Regions from separate parts of the Homo sapiens genome. Here region 2 is linked to region 1. Evidence: chromatin loops called from intact Hi-C (ENCODE). Cell type or tissue: PC-3. All regions are shown on one strand. Each heading gives the region's core, and the rest is flanking DNA. Links, peaks and the distances in the headings are about the cores only.

Region 1 (8,462 bases), core at 1,294-6,293:
GGATAGTCTCGATCTCCTGACCTCGTGATCCGCCCGCCTCGGCCTCCCAAAGTGCTGGGATTACAGGCGTGAGCCACCGTGCCCGGCCTTCTTTGGGCTTTCTATGCAGTAATTGGTTTTAATATTCATAACAGCCTTATAAGTTAAACTTAAATATTAGCCTCATCTACAGACTAGACCATGGAGGTTGAGTTTGGTTAAGTAACTTTCCAAGGTCTTGGCTGGGAAATCTTAGCAGAGCAAAAATTTGAGCTTAGAGCTTGGCCTCATTATGGTTACACTGTACCACTCTTGATAGCCTTCAATCCCTCTTCTGCACCAGGCACTATGGCAGATAATGGTGAGGAGGTGTCAGGAGTAGGGTTGGGAGGAGTGAATAGGGAGCTGTAATCTCCATTCACAGGGAGTTTACAATATGATCCAGGAGAAATCAGGCCATTTCTTCTCTATGTTTACTTCGGCTCATTTTTCCAAAACTTTCCTTTGTCTTTTAGGTGGTTACATTAAATTAGAGCATTGCAAATGCTCTATTTTAGCATTTCTGCAATCAAGATTGACTTTAGAGCATATAGTGCCTCAAATGTATCTCAGTTTATTGCTGAAGCCTTTTGCTTAACTAAAAATTTGAAAATTGCCATTATTGTTTGATTTCTGCAAATCAAGATTGACTTTAGAGCATATAGTGCCTCAAATATATTTCAGTTTATTGCTGAAGACTTTTGCTGAACTAAAAATTTGAAAATTGCCATTATTGTTTGATTTCCAGTGCCACTGTGCCAGTTCAGTTTACTGAACTGTGTTACTCCCTGGGTTTACTAACTCCCACATTTCACTAACTGTGCTGCTCCCTGGGTGAATGCTACTCCCTGGGTTATAGTTAGAATTTTCTATGATCATCAAAGTTTGCCATCACCTGACTCCATTTGTTTTGGCAGCAAATTTGATTGAACAAGTGCATTGTGTGGTAGTCTCCCAGGCACTTGGAATTTTGTTGGCACTAATAGACTCTGTCCTCAGAGGCCTTAACTTCACATTTCCACATTTATAGGAAACCAGAAATAGTTCAAAGTTACCTCGAGTGAACTGGATACTAAATAGAAGGAGGCTACAGAGAAATGCTGTGCTGCCTTACCACCTTCCTTTCCTTTCCTTTCATTTCCCACTCACACGAGCATAGTATGGTTAGGATTCTGCAGCATCACAGACACGAGTTCACTTTGTTGAATGATTACTACACGACAAGTACTAGGTAAGTATTTTGATATCAATTTCTTCGGGTACTCTGACAACAACACTATGAGGAAGATATTTTTATCTCATTTTATGGATGAAAAAATAGGGATTAATTCCTCTGCCCAGAATCTCACAGTGAGCACATTGTGGAACCTGTTGATTTCAGAACCTATATTTTAAAAGACTGTGTTAAACCACCCCTTGAGTGCAAGCTTAAGCACATTTCTTACAGTGTGTTCTGCAGAATGTTTGTTCTTGGAGATATCTGAGGAAAAAAGTTGTGTGGTCAAATAAATCTAAGCAATGAATCAAACTATGACCCTCAGACAATTCTTAATGCATTTTACATATGAAAGACTCCGAGAAGTGATGCAATAAACTTTTTTTTTTTTTTTTTTTTTTTTTGAGACGGAGTCTCGCTCTGTCGCCCAGGCCGGACTGCGGACTGCAGTGGCGCAATCTCGGCTCACTGCAAGCTCCGCTTCCCGGGTTCACGCCATTCTCCTGCCTCAGCCTCCCGAGTAGCTGGGACTACAGGCGCCCGCCACCGCGCCCGGCTAATTTTTTGTATTTTTAGTAGAGACGGGGTTTCACCTTGTTAGCCAGGATGGTCTCGATCTCCTGACCTCATGATCCACCCGCCTCGGCCTCCCAAAGTGCTGGGATTACAGGCGTGAGCCACCGCGCCCGGCCGCAATAAACTTTTTGTAAAGTATTTGACCATCAAATTCTTTTCCTTTGCAAATACCTTTTAACATTTCAAGGAGCTAGGGAAATTTTGATATTGTGTCCAGGGAAACATATCTACTTGAAGCTTGCAGACTGTCATGAGTCTCCTGTGGTCCAGCATTGGGAAATTGTACCACACAAACACTTTGCATTAATATTGATTAATTAAATTGAGACATTTTATTACTCAAAGTTACATAGCCATTCCACATCTCCCTACCAGGATCTCTACCCTCCATTTTCAGACCCACTTGTACCTTCATACCTGAGAAGATTTGATTTTACTATCTGCAAGAAATATGGGAAAAAATCAACACCGTTAAATATAAAAAAGACCTATAGCATCAACACATTTTTAAGGCTAAATGCCAGAATCAAGCTTGTAATACTGATGATTAATTCCGAAAGACTGTCTAAGGCTCTATCTACTGATATATCTTGTCTTTGCAATAACCACATCAAGTAGAACATGAACAAATGAAGAAAGGTTGCCATCCTCCACTGAGGTCTGTCCTATAATCCACTGATTTATTCTGGAACTCTGCTTTTTTCTTTGCCTCTAACACTTAAGGTGGAATCTTTCAGACTAATACATTCTAAGAACTATGTGTTTATTGGCTTTATTTTAAAATATCATTTGTTATGTAAGATAGGAATTATTTTTTTGCCATATTCCACACAATTTTACCTTCCTACATTTGTACTCACAGTTTAATATTGCATTTAGGTTAATTTGAAATTCACAGTTACTCACAGAAAGAATTTTATTTAAAAGAACAAGGGCAATTAACCAAGTCCCAGGTAGGTCACACTTACATATTTCCATTTGCCAAACATGAGATTCTGAGGTACGTCAAGTCGGCAAGGTATGATAATGGTATCTCCATATGCTGAATTTACAGTATACCATCCAAGGCCTTTGGGGGAAAAAAAAAAAGGAAGAAGAGAGAAAGAGAGAGAGAACAAAATTTTAAATGCTTTCTTGAAATGACAAATAACTTCAAGATGCATGTCGATGAAGGTTGTCATCTGCTATAGTTTTATTTTAAATGGTATACAAAAGGTATGAGACTAGAATATATTTTCCATTTAAAAATTACCACCTTTCTATTTAGCTACTGAATGTTTGAATCCTTGACTATCACACAATCAAAATTTGCAGATCTCCAATTTTACTAGAGAACAGGTAAGTGGTGTATTCCAAAGGAACATCGTGGAATCTGCAGATGAATTATCTTCTTTACTGTATTTCATAGAAATAATTTCCACCATATTTTATAGAAATGTGGGACTACACAAAGACTAACATGATTAAAATTCTCAAAACTAGCTTTAACTATATTTGTGTTTTTCATTTGAAAATATTATCAAATTTTTCTTCTGTAAAATTCAAAAAACTATTAAAAACTGAGAATTAATACACATAAGACCACAACTGAATTTTATTTATAAGGGGAAAGTGGCTTATTTTGTAGTAGTATAAATTAAAATACTAATTTAATTTTGTATAAAATATTAGCATAGTAAGAATTTATAGTATGAACATGCTTCATAAAGTGCTATTTACAAAGTGATTATGTGAATTTTTGGAAGACAATATAATTTAAACCACAATTTTGTACATACAGAAAACTGCCTCATCTTATTTAATTCTATATTAAGAAAAAATATAAACAATAAAAAATTAAAATGTGGAAAGAAGCAATTTTTGCATATGAATGAAAAGCATTATTCAAATCTGGATATATTTATGAAGGTTAAAAAAACCCAGGCATTTAAATTGGTTATAGTACTTGGGAAACATTTCAATTTTTTAACCTTAGTTTATTTACAACAATCTTTAAAATTTAGAACTTACACAGCTGAATGTCTATTAAGGTGTATCATAATCGGGTATAGAGTGTGAAGGGGCTACTTTAAACAGTAGAGAAAAAAACAAATGATATTTTGTCCACCAGGTGGTGCTAAAATGCAAAGCGACGGCAATCTGCAACACATAAATAAAACCATCTTCTGACTTTCTGAAGAAACAGGACTGGGAGGATACCATCTTTCGACTGTTATCTATCAATCACCATGTATACCAAAATTTCATTTAAGGTTAAGAATTTTGCCCCAGTGAACAGAAACATAACAAAGAACACACACTTCATGTAAATATGCAACATAACAACTAGTTTTCAGCATTTTTAACATTGTTAAGACAGAATACCAAATATGCAAAGTGAGAATGCATTTTCATTTACTACTTGAGACATGAGGTTTACTTCAAATTGCTTATCATATGTTCAGTCTCATAATAAAAATTTATCTCTATAATTTTAAAATTGTTTTGTGTTCTCTATACTGCAATTATAATCCCTTTTAACATCAAACCAAGCATAAGACTGTAAATGAAGAAATTTTTTTATTCAACTTTGTTAAAATAAAAATAAAGGAGCTTTAGACAGGTGGCTGCAGACATGCAGACTAATAACATTTAGGAAATTGCTTTATTGCACATGACATTACTTGTTCTCTGTGATATTTGGCTCCTAAATGTGGAATTTCTGCTGTGTGTATTAAGTCTTGTTCATACACTTCACAGGTAGAGGTCTGCAAAGCCAAGGAAACCATTTTGTAATTTCATATTTTGTTTTTTCATCAGCTTATAACAAGGCACTTGAATATGTAATAATTTTGAGAGGATCCATCTCTATACCTTAATTTATGTCAGGGCATGCACCTGTAATTGTCTCCTATTATTTGAAATCATACCTTCCTTTGGCAACTAACAGTGTTTTCATGATTGGCCAAGGAGTGAAAACAGTTTACAGAGCTTAGGTACCAATGAAGTGAATCCTTTGCCAGGTAAAGGGAAATAAGAAAATTCCTTTTCCAAGAATTTAATGCTTTGCCCTTTCTCACAGACCATTTTTCTTTTCTCTTCTCTATAGAACTTTAATGTGCTACATATACATAATATTTTATAATGAGTCTTAAAGCTCTATGAATTTCAAATACATAGTGTATTGGCATGATGAAAGCACAATCAGAACAGGGAAGAGATCATGTATTTTTAAGCTTTGTATCTCCAGAAACAACGCCTAGCATCTAATGGGCACCTACTAAAATGACTCTGGAGTTCTTTCCATTTTGGTTATCAAACTAACATTTTGGAAAATCAGAGAGCAGTTGACAACACTGGAATTTTGAGAATTCTCATTTCTGCCACATACTCTAAAGCCATTCATATCTTATCTTGGATGTGTAGAGAACTTGGATTTTGATTTTGGGTGGCAAGCTCTGTCTTGAGGAGAAACAAACAGCAAACACATTTTATAGGAATTCACAGATGGAATGACAAGAGAGAACATTTTCCCTTCCCTTTAAAGAGAAATTAAAGATTGATTACTTGTGCTCCCTAATTTGCAAATGATATCATGAAATGTCCCTTTCTTCACTTGTGATGACCGTAAAGTAAAAGTTGTTTATTCAAGTATTGGAAATTCATGAATGGTGTCTTTTAATGACAGCTCCAAATCCAAATCCAAATCCTCAGCCAGGAAAGAACTTTGAAGAGCAGGACGAACACAAAGAAATAAGATACCACACTAGACAGAGGGCAGTAGGTAAAAAGCCAACAATTACAGACATAAGGCCTAGGGCAGAATGAGTGGCAGTAAGTTGGATGGCATGTTAGAAGCCATAATCGTGCTTATTTTAGAATCAATTTTCAAGTTTGCTATAATAATCAACTTCTCTCTTCTTGTGAGAGTATACTGACTCCCAAGTTCATCTGACAGAAGGACTGAAGGCTTGCATCTGTGGGAGAGCTAACATCTCGCGCCCCCTAGGGATAAAGTCGCTACAAAGACCATGGTGATTTGGTGATAAATTACGTCCTAATTTCTAGTGATATCTTAATCTTTGAGATGAAGTGCCAGTGAGACCCAAAGTACCTGTCAACTCGAATGATTCTGTTTACATTTTTCATAGAAGAAACAGCTTTTTATCTTTGAATTGCCAAGTCTAAAAATTGAGTTTAGCTTACTAGAATTCCCTTGCAATTTTCTCCCTGTAATATTTGTTAGTTAAATTATTCATGGTTTTGTAGCCTAGAGATTATCGGGCACTACTGGACATAGAGAATGCCTGTGACATCCTTCCTGAAAGAGGCTAAATGTCAAGTGTAAACCAATGTGGGAATGTATAAGTGTGTTCTGTATGTGTTATGGCTGTGTGTATAAGCACAGGTCAAAAGAAACTTTAAATTGGACTAGAACCTTCTGTATTAAATGTGTTTATAAATTTAAGACATTTTATGACTTATTATTACTGTTGCTATTAAAATGTCTTAACATACAATACGATATAAAATGTGTCATACTTGAGAAGCAGTGTGTAATTATTTAGGCATTTTTAAATAAAAGGTTATTAACCAAAGGTAAAGAACAATAGAATTACAAAGGTTACATAGAAGTATTAATGGAAATTCAATGCGGTGAGCACAGGAAAAGAAAAATCTCTTAAAGAAGTAATTCTGATATATAGAATCTCAGGCAAGTGACGATAAAATATAAGCTAGTTACAGTAATATGTTTTGTATAGAAAATGATTTAAAAGAGGCACTGAAAACAGACTCTGGTAATGTTTTGAAGTTAGGTAAACATTTTATTTCTAATTGAAATAATAAAAATGTAATTTTGGCCATTTTGGTGACAAATGCTTTTTTCCATAAAACTAACTGCCAAATTCAGAGGAATCATTCTCTTTGCATTCCTGACATATAGACATTTGAATTGAGGTAGATTAAAATTCAGAATCTGCTACCACATTTCAAGCAGAAGAACATCAAATAATACAGAAAATAGAATGAGAATTAGACAGTCTATTTTCACATGCTGTAATTTAGCCTGGTTAATTATTATTTATTGAACCAATACATTAATAGCATCATCATCCGTAAAAGAAGTTTTGAGCTCTAGCTCTGCTAAGTGTCATAAAAGGGTTAACTGCAACTACAATGGACTCAGAACTTATAAGAACTAAATGCCGGTTTCACAAAAATTTTACAGAGACTTATTTGAACAAATGAACTGTCCCTGAGGAGGCAGATAGAAATGAGAAGTTTATCCTTAGAAATTACTTTCATATTTTTTTACTAATTTTGACAGACATGCTAATGCTCCTATTTGTTTCACTAATGAATTAGGATATGTACAACTCTAAAGAAAATGCAAATATTTTGTAACACTAGTTTATAGCGGTGTTTCTCAACCTGGTCACTATTGGACCAAATAAGTCTTTATCGTGAGAGTGCTTTGCTGTGTATATTACAGGATGTTTAGCAGTAGCCTTGCCTCTACCCATTAGATGACAGCACCACTCTTCCCCCAGTTATGACAGCCAAAAAGTCTCCAGGCATGACAAATACCCATTGGGAGGCAAAATTGCCCACCAAACCTTATGCAAATCAGAATCACTTGTTTAAACCTTCAGCCATTGGTTTCTCACATGTGATTAAACTGGGTTTCCAATAAAGGAATTTTTGGAAAAATAGAATCTTAGCATAGGACTAAATAATCACTGAACACAAGCTAAGGGATAGAAGCAGAATGATACATGATAGTATCTGGTTATTATCAAATTTGTTTGCCACACAGAAACATATTAAATCACAATGAGGGATTAATTCCTGACTTCAGGAAGTGGATTCCCAATCTTTTTACAAAAATGACAAAGACTGATAAAATATCATAGTTCTACTGATAGAGTGAAAAAGGTATTTTTTTCAAACCTGAGATTTTATGATTCAATCACATGGAGTTATCTTATCTCTCAGCTTCTCCCATACTTTATTGTATAAACAAGAGTTTAAGATTCTCATCAAGGTCATGAGGTATATAAAGTAAGTTCTCTGTGTGTGCATTTGTGCATGTGTGTGTGTGTGAGATACAAAGGGCTATAACTGCCAAGTAATTTGGAAGGGATGCTGAGTTAGAGAAGTTACCTGATGAAATCTAATGTCATTTTGTGAAATAGAAAGAAGGGCTTTTTCTCGTTTCTTTTTCTTTGTTAATTTTCCTTCAACAAATGGGGGTAGTTAGAGGCCAATTTGGGTCTGCTGCATCTGAAGTAGGGATATGTTTATTCAAAATTCATTTTCTGCATTGCCTTTCTCAAGTGTTATACATTATAATGTAGATATAATTGAGTGAGGCCTACAAATAAGATAAATAGTAATTATTCCTTCCTCCTCCCCCCACCACTTGCCACTGTGGAATAATCTTCAGAGGGAAAATGCCCATGTTACTAAATTATAAACTACTAGTAGTACCCAGGATTATGTTTTAAGATAGGTACTCTTTATTTTACTTCCAAGTTTGATATAATTTAATGCTCTAAATATTTATCTTTTTATTAAACAATAAGCCAATATAATAATCCATATTATGTCATAGAAAAGAATTACACAAACAATAAAGTTTTAAAAATACACTATCGATATTTACATTGCT
Region 2 (8,462 bases), core at 1,786-6,785, 920 kb after region 1:
CCTATTTTTTGTCTTTTCTAAAGGAATTATTGTACTGAAATGTCCAGAGTTTAGAGAGTACTATCACATTGTTTTTGGCTTGAGGGTTTTGGCTTGAAATCCTTTCATTAGATGAGACAAATAAGATTTTATTGAGCCCTAGGGAGTTAGCAGGTTCTCTGAGCCAGACAGGAATATCATATGGTAAGATGCTATACATTGCAATTTAGGTACACAAATGAGCACGATTTGACAGGCTTACATATAAAAAGAAAGGTGATATAGGTGATCACAATTATAAAAATAATTTATAGTACCAAGAGTTTTATTTTTCTTAATACCATAAATGGCCCTTGTTATTTAATGTTATATTTTTATATGTTCGGAAAAACAAATGAAAACTTTTTGTTCTTGTGTAACTAGCTAGGACTCATCAATCTTTTAAAATCTTGAAAAAATTATCATTTTGTTGATATCTTTTTGAAGCAGAGTAAAATAATGTACACAGATAATATATAATAATAATTATACTATCCTGTTATTGGTAAATAGAGAACTATGTTTGGCAAGGTTAAGTCATTAGACATGAAATGTTTTTGTATTTTTTTTAATAAGTGCAAGGAAAGAGCAGAAAGGTGTAGAAGTTTCTGATTTTTATTTTATAAATGTGATTGAATATAGAATAGGTGTTAGTGTCCATGGATTTATTTACATCTTTCTTCTTCCACATCTCCCAGCCTCTCCTTTTTCCTCCGGAGCTCTATCTTTCTACATCTCCACATTTCCCCAGTCCAATTATTAAACTTATCGTAAAAATGCACTCAGTTTAACTTTGCCACTAATACTCAGTAGTTACAAAATCATGCTTTAACTAAATGGGTATATTTAATTTCTAGAAGTCATTTCTTAGTGGCCTTGCTATAATCACCCTCTTGTAAATTGACCAGAATTTTTCTTGACAGTTTCAGATGAAGATAGCTACCTTTTCTTTTTGATTTATGTCACTTGGCTTTTACAAAACTATTTCTCTTCAGAAAAGACCTGGTATTGTCTAAAATGACTTCACAGAAATGAAAGGCCCAAACAATGCATAGAAAAGATTTCTGTGCCTGGAAATTAATGAAGGCCTTGTTTCTAATTTGAAGACTACATTGTATCTAAATATCCAACATAAAGGTCATTTACATACCTTGATTTTAAATTGAGGCTAGGTAAAGACGATTAATTTAACAGCAAAAAACAACAGTAATTACACCTTCCCATTCATTTAATATGATACATAATACTAAATCTGACACCATTTAAAAAGTCCTAGGACTTTTCCTTCACTAAAAGAAAGGTGTTATCTAAATGCTTCAGAGTGCTTGGTGGTAATTACTGAGGTTGTTTGGTGGGGAGATAATTGCAGGCCTTGTTAACTGATCCACTCACAACAAGAAAACGGTAGACCAAAATCTTGCTAAATCACTCACCTGCTCAAATTAGAGTATGGCCAAAGGTAGGGACTTGAAGGCAAAAGGCAGGAAACTTGACATGGTGCCACCAGCCACCATCCTGGCAACATATTTTACCGAAGACAAGACACAAAAATGCCTTTCAGTGTCTATGACAGATGAATTCGACTAAAGCTGCTATCCAGTTGAATTTGGAACACTTGTCAGAAGCCAGAGGATTTTTATAAGATGGGATCACCAGAAGAAAAAATGTAGAAAAAAAGGTACTGGATCAACTCTGTCCAGGGGCTATAAGAATAAATCCCATCGGTATTGATCTGTTAGGGGTGGGAAAATGAGCTACATGATACGTTGGACATATGTTCTCTGTTCTCTATGAAACTGTAGTTTCTTTGAGATCATAAGCCAAATGTAGAACTAAAGATTTTACTTACAGAAATGCATTTCTATTGTCCCTTTTATTCTTTATAACTTACAGCATCTCTTCTCCAATGTCTGATCTTGTGCTTTTTTTTTTTTTTTTTTTTTTTTTTTTTTTGGAATGCCACTGGAAAATTTACTGACAAAGATAAGGCTACAACACAAAAAATGCTGCTCAGCAAGAGAGGGAAAAGTTTAAATGTGGTAGGGTGTGTGAGCTTTTAAGCAGTAATCTGTTCGCTTTATTCCATCTTCTTTACTGTTGTTTTTCAGGGTGTGTCCTTTAGGGGAATAATTTTCCCCACTCATGGTTACGTGCGGGAAAAAGATTCTTTGTTTGTTGTTCTGCTCTGTTTGAACTACAGCAATGCATAAAGCAGGTCCCTGCCAAAGCTCTATGAGAAGGTTTGGTGTATATTGGAAACAGGTTGAAAGTGGGTGGGTGTAGGAGGCGGGGGAGGAAGCTGATAGGTAAACTTGTGTGTTTCAGACCCAACAGCAGGTTTTGCGAGTTCTGACATTGGTAATGAGTTTGTTCTCTGAAAGAAATCTGGGCCTCTGTGTGAATAAAATAAACATTTTAAATTGAAACTCATAAAAGAATGAAAGAGTCAAAACACTCTTACTCACTCTCTTTTTCTCTTCGAGGGGTAGATGGAAGACTTTGGTGTCTGACAGGTGCAGCTTATGAGTAACCTGGACAGCAGCCAGAAGTTCTTGTAAGAACAGACCTAGAAGACCACACCTGTTGATTGAAAACAGTGTCTTCCAACACAAAAATATCAAGCCACATAAAATGCCATCCCTATTTTCCCATTTTCTGCATTGGCTGATTGTCATTAAATGAAGGTTAACACTAACTACAGTATGCAATTCCAAATCCTGGAGATCTCCATTGGATAGATAATGTACCAAATTTCATTTGAATAAAATCATAGCCTTCCCTGAAATGGGAAGATTCATTTTTAAATTGTCTTCCTAATGTTGTTGAAGAATGCCTTTGAATGCCATATAATATCCTTTGTAGGGCATTAAGTTAATCTATTTGCTTCCTTAGACATAAATTAGTTTGTGTAACTTTCCACAGCTAAAAGCATTATGAAAGCTCGCTAAAGGTGAAAGTCATGTCATGTGCCTAGAAGGTGAATGAAACAAGTCTCCAGTGTAATCTCTTTAGAAGAAATACACACCATCCAATGAGCAAAGCAAAGAAAGAGGCTGTAGGGAGTAGTTGTCTGGATAAAGAAGAGGAAGCTATCTAATAGGAGGCAGCAGGAAGAGAACAGGGAAAAATCTGTGCCAAGAAGTTTCAGAACAGTCTGCTGACAAGAATACTTACTGATAAACTGTTTAAATTCTGTTTAAACTATTCACCTATAAGTAAACCTCTCCTCTCCGATTTCTGTTCAATTATGTCCATTCTAGTTGTTTTTCTTTCTTTGAATTGCTATAATGACAAAACTCCTTTGTATAAAGGTTAAGATGTAAAAGAACACAATCAAATTGTCTGTCACATCTTTTAAAGTATTGTCATGTGAACTTTGTTCCTTCCCCTAACTTAGGCCAAATATTCTAGGTTTTAGATCTTATATGGGTGACCTGGATGAAAACTCACATTACTCAGGTTGTCGTTGCAGTTTAGCTTTCTCCTAGATACTCTTACGGTCCCGTCAGCCATGTTTGTCCATATCCTGAGTTTATGTTAGTGCTGGACATGAACTCTTAGTGCAACCAATATAGGAGAATTCTGGCTTCCTCACTATGTAAATAAAATGCCTTCCTCTAAAGAATTAATGATGCTGGAACAATGTTTTTGGCCAAGTATGTTATACATATTTTATGTATATAGAAATATATATATGAAAAAATTATAAAGCAATATTAATTACTTTCTCTATATTCATTTCCTCTGTATTCCATATCTAACCCCCAACTTCACATACACCAGGAATAAGATTTCAGAATGAATGAATTTGCCTTAATGTTTCTGATAGAAGGATGATATTAACTTTATTTTCTGCCTCCCCAGTGGGAAAAATAGAATAAGCTATTATTATGTACAAAGCACTGCTAAGGAAGCAGCTAGAGGCAATAAAACTTAGATTATATACCTTCTGTAATTAAATCTTTCTTCTTTTGTTTTCCTGGGCCTGTACCAGATAATTTCTTAGGTCCCATGAGCATATTTTACATATTGTCCTCTACAGTAGCCTTAAGATGAGCAGAGGCAATAAATCAGAAGTGTTTAAACCATGGAGTTATGGTAGTTTCTTAAGAAACATTTGGGAGATGCTGTTTCTATTCAAAAGCTCTTGTTAGAAGTTAATTCATTACTCTTACCAGGCTCCTATATAGCGTTTACTCCAGAATGCACGTGAGTTTCATTGTCTTCTTTGTCTTTAAGCATCTTACCCCCAGCTGGGTGCACATCTTTCCACTCCACCTCAGAACACACACTACATAAATAGCATTTGGGTTCGTTGGTAGTAAAAATCTAGATGCTTTGGGCCCCATGTGGAAGATATGTGTTGATTAGTGACAGGGATGAATGCTAGGTGCGGGTTTGTTTCTGTCTTATGAGCTAGTGTGACTCTATTTACATTCATATGTTCCTGGATTTATGGATATGTGGTAACATTGTTTTCTAAACGGACACATAATGCATTCTCATAAAAAAAGAAGAGCTCAAGAATTAGCAGAAACAAGAAATGCCCCTCTTTTTCTGTTCTTTACTCTGATAGATTAGATAGGGCTGACTTGGAGAGCATTCAAATAAATATTTTAGGGCTAATGATCAAGCTATCACAGATTTTTCAATCAGTTCAAGAAAGAGGGAACAGAATGATTTAAACTTTCCTGGTATAGAAACACAGGCATTTCTATCTGTGTAGGCCAGGCTGTTACACATCAGCATCCTCTCAGCATTTTCTTTGCGATTTAGTGGAGATTAGGCGACCTAACTCCACCTGCTGGATGACTAAGAATTACATTGCTTTGGCTTAAGAAGGTGAGCTGGCATCATGGGGTGGACAGCAACATAAAAGTTGAGAATTTTAAGAAAATTCTTAATTTCCTAAAGACAAAAAGAGCTAATAACACCTCACCTCAGAGGATGTATACAGTTTGAAGGGCATTTTAGCAATATCACAACCTCTCTTTTTGATGACCCAGAGAATTTGTGGTTCTAGGCAAGGTAGCAATGACAGAGACAGAATTGTGTGAGAGTTTGTTTTTACTAATTAATGCCAGCAATACTAAAGCAATATTGGGAACAATTCCAACACAGGTAAAAAAAAATGTTTTAAGCAAGAGTAATAAAAATCATGAGAAAAAAATGTTACCTGTTTCTCATTTCAACGTATTATAATTATTTCCCTGTGACAACACTGTGAACCCTCTGTGCTCACTATGGCAACTCAAATCACAGAAAATCACACCAATACAAACACTCACACACACCCATCCATATACACAGAAAAAGAATGACCCAATCTTTAATTCAGACCCTGAGGCCTCTGCTTATATTTTGCCTGCGAATACTCAGCCTCTTGGTATGTCCAGGGCTCACAAGTGAATATTCAAAAGTAAACAGATTGAACTAGGTATAATTTCACACTTTGGCATCAAGAGTATTGTTTATGTCTTTCACCCTGTCAAAAACCTTAAAGATCCTATATATTAGGTAAGAAAATTGTGAATAGCTAGTGACCAAAGATAAAAAAGGATACTTGTTTAAATGGGATGGTCCTATTTGATAGTAAAAGAATTAAAGGGGAAAATACTTCAATAAAAATGGATTTGATCTTAGGTCCCCAGAACATATGAAAGGAGTCCTGATGGGTTCTTTAATTCAAATCAATTAATATTAGATCCTCTCATGCTCTTATTATTTCTTATTCCTCTTGTATGTCTCTTTGACAATAATTTACCCTTTTTTGCCCTGCTTCTGACCTTTTCAGCTCACCCTTCTGTTAGTGTGTTATTTAATTTCTAATATCTATTTTTGTTAGTGTTTTATTTAATTTCTCATATTTTTTTCTAATGGGCCCCATTTTCTGAGAACAATATAACCTAAGATCATTTTTTTCAGTATAGACATTCAATATTTATTTCCAGCCACTTAAATGAAAGATCAAAATATTTCATATATATATATTTCATATATATGGACATATGTACACACATACATACATGGCAATCATATAGATCATATATATGTGTATATAGGTCATAAAGACATATGATCTGTATGATTTATAGATCATGTCATAAAGACATGTTCTATATGATTGCCATGTATGTGTGTGTATATATGTATGACATATATACACACACATATATGATCTATATTATCACAATATTTTCTACACATACACACATACATATATATGGAGGAAAGAATATATGTATATATGTCTTTACTAAAAAGCAAGAGAGCTATAAATGCTTTCATTATTTACTAATGTACACTCAGGCATTTAAAAATAATTATAAACTCTTTTGATATAATTGGGCATAATAGTTCTCACTTTTGAAAATTGAAATGAAAACTTACAAAAGAGTCTCATGAAAGGAGAAAATCACTTTATAATTTAACAGGGTTCATTTTAGTCAAATAAAATGTAATTCTTTCTCAAGCGCTGTAGGACCTTTTCTTTACTTTGCCTGTAACTTCAAGAATGTGAAGGTTCTTAACTCTGAAGTTAATAGGAGAGAATATAACAGTCATGATTTCAGAGATCATTTACAAATTACAAGTTTACTAAGTGAAATTTACCTATGTATATACAAATACATATCTGTAACTAGATATCATAATTTAAGTTACATAATTTTAAAATTTAATTATACTATTATTTGAAAAGTTAATAAGAATAATAGCAGTTAAAACATGAGCTAATGTAGGATGATGTGCCGTGGAATCTAAAAGTAAATATCTCAACAATTTGGGCAAGGGAATCTGATAATAGATTCAACTTATCCTAACATCTGGAATAAGTTTTTAACATTTATGTTAGTGAAACCACTAATAGATTCTGACAGAGTTTTCCCAGCTATATTTCTAAGCATTTATTGAAACACAGTTAAAATGGAATCCATGTGTACCCAGTTATCATTGCTACATTCTATAAAACATGGTTTTTTATGTCAGCCACTGAAGATATGGTCTCATTGCTTTTAGAATATGTTCTTTCATACCGCCAACCCTTCTCTATTTATTACAAAGGTAAAAACATATTAATCCTATATTTCCATTTTAGAATTCATCTAAAATATCCAGTATCTCTCTTCAAATTACTTGCTTCCTTCTGTCAAAACAAATGAATCTCTGATGGCATTTTCATATTTTATCAAATGAATATGACAATTTTTTTCCTGATTACAGAAGTAAGACAGAATCAATTTTAGATGTTCAGAAAATATTTAAAAGTAGACTGATAGCATGGATTTATTTGTGTTCCAGACTTTACAGACTTGTCCTTTGCATATACAAGAAACAAAATGTCTCTTCAATCACAAAATAAGATGATGTTATTGAACTGCTTAATAGCATGCATCTTTTCCCCCAATACATTAGCATAGACATAACGCTACAGCAATTACTTTGCTTCACTTCCATCATTTGGAAAGGCTACATACTATTCTATCCACAAACATATCATGATTTATTTAACTTGTCCCCTTTCAATTGACATTTAGATTGTTTTCATTATGTTAACATAAACTACCCTGTAGTGTATGTCCCTTATATATGTCTCTGTACACTTAACTGATTGTCTTTATAAATCCCTAAAAGGAAAGTTGCTAAGTTAAACAAGTTAAGGACTTCTAAAGGTTTTGATTCAAATTTCTAAAGGCTTTGCCAAATAGTTCTCCAGATTATTTGTATGAATTATTTTTTTGTCGATAGTGTATGCAAATGTGTATTTCCTTACATTCTCACGAACACTGTTAAGGTCATTGATAAGGGCACCATATAATTCTGCTTGTTGAGGTTATGTATATGCTTCTAATAGGGAGGTTAAATACTAAAGGGTGTTTAGTTTTTAGATCTTGGACTCTATCTAAAACACTGAGACAGATTTAGAAGCAGCATAAGACAACCATTCTGTATTGTAAAGGTTCAAAAAAAAGAGCTTTATTACATATTTTTCTAAACACTCACTTTGTGTTTCAAGTTTTTTAGAGGCCCATAATAACAGAAACAGAATAGTAATTTGAGACTTAATTTAGTAATTGACGGATAGATTACATTCATGTATAGCATCGACTTGCTTGGGGAGTTGGAATCATCCCCCAAGTTTAAGGTTTCACAATGGAGCTTGGTTATGATGAGAAGATGGTTATAGTTCTCTGCCTTAGCTAGGTAACTAGTGATAATTCGGACTTCAGAATGCAGTTTAAATGAAGGGATAGATTGTTCTAGTGTAGGGTGTTTGTGTGTGTGTGTGCATGCATGTGTATGTGTCTACGAGAGAGACATACACTACAGGAGAGACATACACTCGTATGTCTGAGAGACAGAGATTCACTCCCTCAGATTTTTTTTTGTATTCTGGGTAAAAAGGTTATATTTCAGTAATTCACTAAAGCTCTTTCCAACTCCAC

What was found. Peaks named below come from ENCODE experiments on the same cell type or tissue, not always from the same donor. Only the 100,000 strongest peaks of a DNase experiment are listed, where the experiment ranks them.
Region 2: a loop joins it to region 1, with 10 times the contacts of the local background. A loop is called at or near these places in 19 of 110 quality-filtered maps.

Annotation. Positions count from the first base shown.
Region 1 is chr3:105,514,484-105,522,945 of GRCh38, reverse strand. ALCAM (activated leukocyte cell adhesion molecule) reads right to left here. Exons shown (of 16, transcript NM_001627.4): 2 at 2,779-2,879. Among named protein-coding and RNA genes, the nearest start is that of ALCAM, 150 kb to the right of the region's middle. In PC-3, for the core only: CTCF peaks have their summits at 3,920 (motif pointing right) and 5,795 (motif pointing left); a DNase peak (open chromatin) is centred at 3,935.
Region 2 is chr3:104,593,121-104,601,582 of GRCh38, reverse strand. No RefSeq gene overlaps it. Among named protein-coding and RNA genes, the nearest start is that of ALCAM, 770 kb to the left of the region's middle. In PC-3, for the core only: a CTCF peak has its summit at 4,838 (motif pointing left); DNase peaks (open chromatin) are centred at 2,532, 4,822 and 5,352; H3K4me3 peaks cover 1,067 bases; H3K27ac peaks cover 1,752 bases.